Linked DNA regions of Homo sapiens: region 2 is linked to region 1. A link is a contact called in ENCODE Hi-C data. All regions are on one chromosome and are shown on one strand. Each heading gives the region's core, a stretch centred on a gene start or an enhancer-like site at or near the end of the contact. The rest is flanking DNA. Distances are from core to core; before and after follow the strand shown. Region 1 has its middle 88 kb from the start of ATF7IP2. Region 2 holds the start of TVP23A (trans-golgi network vesicle protein 23 homolog A).

What was found. A loop is a pair of places that touch in the nucleus more often than their neighbours do. Pooled maps may share reads with other maps.
Region 2: a loop to region 1 is called in a pooled map, with 2.2 times the contacts of the local background. The contact joins the promoter of TVP23A here to the enhancer-like site in region 1. A Hi-C loop is called at or near these places in 2 of 37 single-sample maps with no recorded cell type and 4 of 50 pooled maps.

What each region holds. Positions count from the first base shown.
Region 1 is chr16:10,296,221-10,298,920 of GRCh38, reverse strand. No RefSeq gene overlaps it. Among named protein-coding and RNA genes, the nearest start is that of ATF7IP2, 88 kb to the left of the region's middle. RefSeq lists an enhancer at 1,084-1,133. Within about 2 kb of position 1,385, at least 5 of the 41 ENCODE cell types and tissues checked have a DNase peak (open chromatin) inside an H3K27ac peak, as active enhancers do.
Region 2 is chr16:10,817,404-10,820,103 of GRCh38, reverse strand. It overlaps TVP23A (trans-golgi network vesicle protein 23 homolog A), which reads left to right and starts at 1,310. Exons shown (of 8, transcript NM_001079512.4): 1 at 1,310-1,619; 2 at 1,922-2,001. The coding sequence starts at 1,611.

The sequences.
Region 1 (2,700 bases), core at 136-2,635:
TTGGTCTCAAGCAATTGGCCATGCCTCAGCTTTCCAAAATGCTGGGATTATAGGCATGAACCACTGTGCCAGGTCTTGCCACAGCATTTTGGCTAGTGGCTGGCACATAGATGCTCAGTAAACTTGTTCAACAAATGAGTAACAGAGAAGGAAGAAATAGTGAATAATCTGATATGTCAGACGGAATGGTCATTCCACCAGCAATGTAAGGAAGAAACAGAGACAGGTTAGAGGAAGGCAGTGGCAATGTCAAGTAGAATTGTGGGGACGGAGGGCATGCAGAACTCAACCTCTGGGAGGAGAAATAGAAAAGAGAAGCTATAACTTCTCATTCTTAGGCTGCCCTTTCTTTTGTGACAGCCTCTATCTTGCACCTGCCACTCATTGGTACTTTGCTACATAAAGAAAGGTTTTATGCTGTTCTAGTGATTAGAAAGTTCATGATAATTATAATAATTTCCTTTGGTTCTCTTGAAATTAGTCTAGATATGAGATTTCATTTGGTGTACCTTTTATTCAACTATACCGAGCTGGCTTTGATGATGCAAAACACAAAATAGTTAATTATCAATTATAACAGGACATTTACATAATTACCAAGCAGACCCAAATTGAGTTCATCCTTTTAGAATGAACTTCAAAAGCTGGCTTTGAGTTTCCTCATGATTTTCTTTACTTCCCCAGTTTCCTCACAATAAAATTGTGTTACCCTTATAATGGCATTTTGAAAAAAATAGACCGAAAAAATAAATCAATGATATATTTAACTTTTTCTGTTCTAATCACTCTAAGAGTTTTGGGACAATTGAGTATCACCAATTGAAGAAAAAAAAAAAGAAAAAAGAAAAAACAAAAAAAAGAATTTCCCCTGTTACCACAAAAGAAAAGAGACCATATCCTCCTCCTCTTAGAGTATTCCTGAGAGAAACCTAGTGGTCGTAAATTCTTACTTTAATCTTTTGGTGTGTCTATAAATCTCTTCAGAGGCAAGTAAGCCTCTTGCCAGATTTACAACCCAGAAACATTTTTTTCAAAGGTCTTGGATTTATCCCCTTTGAAATGCAAATGTCTGAGGCAACTATATCTTGGTCACCCAGTCACTGTGGGCGCCTTTCTCTGAACTAGCGGAGGTGGTCATGAGAAAGGAGACCACTCCTCATGTTGTCTTATACTTAATTTCTTGTTTGCTGAAAAGGTAGAAGTTAAAAGAATAAGCAGAAGTGAAATTCATAGTCAGACAGCCCAGCGTCACATTTCGGGCCTGGTAGTTAAAATTCAACCCCTGACCTCACTGCTTGAGTTATCTATAGATTCTAGACACTGTATGAGGAAGCGTTGTGAAACTCCCTGTTCTGTTCTGTTTCGTTGTGATTACTGGTGCATGCAGCCGTCAGTCACCTACCCCTCGCTTGCCCAATCGGTCACGACCCCCTCTTCATGCAGTCCCTTTAGAGGTGTGAGCCCTTAAAAGGGACAGGAATTACTTATTCAGGGAGCTCAGTTTCTAGGACTTGAGTCTGCCGATGCTCCCAGAAGAATAAAGCTCTTTCCTTCCACAATCCGGTGTCTGAGAGGTTGTGTCTATGACTCCTCCTGCTACAGTTAAAGAAATTTTACTAACTTTCCAGTCCACTTCAAGCCCAATTTTTTCACCATTGTTGGGAGTCAGAAACCGATACCCCAAAATAGGGCACTCTGATGGGCCGAACTGAGGAAGACCTAAGGTCTCTCTGACCTCACCCACCTACTTCTCATCGCTCAGTCCTCCGTGTCTCCCAAAACACAGGATGAAGTTGTTCTCTGAAGTTCCCTTATCTACCTAAAGCCCGGACCTGAAAAAGAAGAAAACAATGACCCCGGTCCCTGAGTTTTCATTAGCTGAACTCACATCGCAGGAAGACTGACTGAAGTCTGCCAACACACCTGAACAGACTTGTCACAAATCATTTTCTGCTCTGCAGACCCAACAGACTTTGTTCTGAGCCACTGTGTGTTCTCTAAGCCCATTGAATTCCCCTAAAAATCCTTTGTGGCTGGGAGCTGTGGCTCACGCCTGTAATCCCAGCACTTTGGGAGGCCGAGGCGGGTGGATCACCTGAGGTCAGGAGTTGGAGACCAGCCTGCCCAACACGGCATAACCCCGTCTCTACTAAAAATACAAAAATTAGCTGGGCATGGTGGTGGGCACCTGTAATCTCAGCTATTCGGGAGGCTGAGGCAGGAGAATTGCTTGAACCCAGGAGGCGGAGGTTGTAGTAGGTGGAGATTGCGCCAGTGCACTCCAGCCTGGGCGACAAGAGCAAAACTCTGTCTCAAAATAATAATGATAATAAAAATAAAAATCCTTTGCTATTCTCCTAAAATCATTCACACTTTTCCATGATCCTCTCCCCTAAGAAGTCGGATATAGAAGAATCTGTATCCCTTTGGGATATTAGGCCATCACTCTGCGATCCTCCCCAGCACATGCTAATAAACGTGTATGCCTTTTCTTCTATCATTTACATTTTGTCAGTTGATTTTCAGGGAACTTTCAGAGGGCGAAGGTTTTATTCGAATGGATAATATCCCTTAACTCGTACATGATCTATTGGAATAAAAAAACTTTAGCCCCTAAACATAATGTCAAACTCCCACATAGTCAGTGCCAGCTGGATAGGAATGAGATTCTCTACTTTGCTTCTAGAGGTTGAATTTTTT
Region 2 (2,700 bases), core at 61-2,560, 520 kb before region 1:
ATCTCAAAAAAAAAAAAAAAGAGAAATGGCATAGGAGAAAGCACTTTCCCTCCACACACACCTGGCAGGCCCTTGTGGGGTCAGCTTAGGGAATTGGGGTGGGGGCGGAGGACAGAAAGCCTGGAACCCAGGCCCAGGATCAGAGATGAGACAGCTCCTGCCTCCACCTCCGCCCATGGAGACCAGCAGTGGGGAAAATGTGTCAGGGGCTTGTGGCCCAGGAGCCCTCTTTGGGGTCACCAGGGGCAGGGGACACGTACCTATTGTCCATGGTGGGAGGGCAAAGGGCAGGGTCACTGGCTTTGGCATCTCGATGCTCAGCCCTCTGTCCGTGGGTGGGGGATCAGGACAGGGAGAGGGCACGCAGGAGAGGAGAGTCACTGTGTCCTGGGCCAGGAAAGACCCTCAGGTGACAAGTTTTCTTTCCTGGGAGGTACCCAGGAAGACTTTCACTTCAAGAAACACTACTATTACTGTCAATAATAGTATTAATACTACTAATAACTTTGCGCTTAATAAGTGCCTGGCACGGCGATGCACGCAGATCTCACTGTGGTTCTGAAGCTGTGGCTATAGCAGCGCCACCCCTTAAAAGGCAGGTGAGGCCGGGTGTGGTGGCTCACTCCTGTAATCCCAACACTTTGGGAGGCTGAGGCAGGAGGATGGCTTGAACCTCGGTGTTCAAGACTAGCCGGGGCGACATAGTGAGACCCTCCTCTCTACAAAAATAAAAATTTAGCTAGGTGTGGTGGTGCAGCCTGTGGTCCCAGCTTTTCGGGAGGCTGAGGCGGGAGGACTGCTTGAGCCCTGGAGTTTGAGGCCACAGTGAGCTACGATGGCACCAGTGCTCTCCAGCCTAGGTGCAGAGAATGTTCCCAACAATCTCTGCACGCAAGAAATTCCCAGGAACCTTGTGAAAAGCAGATTCTCAGGCCCGGCCCGGGGGATGTGGAAGGCCTGGAGTGGGGCCCTAGAATCTGCCTTCCCCACCCCACCCCCCAAAAAAGAACACAGCAGGGCCCATCCTAACTGCATTTTGTCGTGGGGGGTGGGGGCGCGGGGAAGGCAGATTCTAGGGCCCCACTCCAGGCCTTCCACATCCCCCGGGCCGGGCCTGAGAATCTGCTTTTCACAAGGTTCCTGGGAATTTCTTGCGCGCAGAGACTGTTGGGAAACACTGACCTTCTCCCAACCCTGAATGCGGCTGCCCACCACTGACATTCATTCACTGCCTTATCATTCGCTACATCCACGTTTATGCGCCGTCCACACCATTCGCTGACGCAGCCGCCCCCCGCCCCCGACTCCCATTCCTCCCACTATCTCTGTCCGCAGTTCCCCAGGCCGTTGCCTCCCTGCCGCCGCTTTCTCTCCTGGGCGCGTCCCCGGCGAGCCGAGCCCCCTCCCCAGCCTGCGACTGCGCCTTAGGCCCCGAGCGCCCCGCCCCACCCGAGAAGCTGCGCTGAGGCTGCCCCACAGGGCGCAGGCCCCGACCCTCAGCGTCCACCGTCTGCTGCCTACATCCGCCCGCCCGGCGTCCGACCCCTTCAGCGGCGACGGGCGGAGCTGGAGCCCCGGGCCTGGGCGCCAGGTGGGCTCCTGGGAGGGTGATGAAGCAGGTAGGGCCTCGGGGATGCTGGGGCTGGAGGCGGGGCGGGACGAGGGGAGCCTGCGGGAGCGCTGGAGAAGCCGGGAGGAGGAGGAGGGATGCGCCGGGGCCTGGGGCTGGGCTGCACCCGGTGGTCGGGAGGGTGGAGAGGGCTTTGCACTGCAGCCGCAGCGGAGGGGCCCCGCCAGCTCGGAGGGTCCACTTGGGAACCCGGTGGGGTGCAAGTGGAGTCCAAGCCCAGGAGGACAGGGCGGGTGGGGTTGGGGTGTGCGCCGTGCTTGGGCCTGCCACCTGCCCTTGCTCTCCTCCCAGGCCCTGGTGGACGATACCGAGGATGTGTCCCTGGACTTTGGAAACGAGGAGGAGCTGGCCTTTAGGAAAGCCAAGATCAGGTGTGTTGGGATGGAGCTTGGGTCAGGCGTTCCCCAAAGCTGCAAATTCATTCATTTACTCACTCATTCATTCAAAATATATTGAGCACCTACTGTGTGCCAGGTCTGGGGCTGGGGACATATCTGTGGACACATCAGACAAAGTCCCTGCCCTCCTGGAGCCTGCATTGGGAGAGGGAGGAAGAAGGGGTGGAGTTGATGTTGAACAGGCAAGGAGATTAATGAGATAATTGAATGTGAGAAGAAAATCAGCCCTGTGATGAAAGAGAAGGTAACTAGAGAAGGCCACTTGCCTTAGTGCAGCCATGGAGGGCCTCTCTGAGGAGGTGGCATTTGAGCTGAGACCAGAATGATGAGAAGCAGCCAGCCATGGGAGACTCCAGAGGGAGAGTGTTCCAAGCTGAAGGAACAGCAAGCGCAAAGGCCCTGGGGCTATGTTGTAAGATCAGAGAAAGCCACTGAGGCCAGAGGGGAGCAAGCTTGGCAGTGGGCTGGACAAGTGGAAGAGAGCTTGGAGTTTTATTCTAATCCCTGCTGAGTCTAGCTAGACAGACTTGTCCTGGGTCAAGTCACTTAACTGCCTGAGACCTCTAGCATCCCAGAAGGTGGCATGACCAAGGCATGAGGGATGACCTGTGAACGTGGTTGCCGATGGCCCAGGCGGCAGCCACTTCTAGAAACACCCACAGCTCAGCCTCA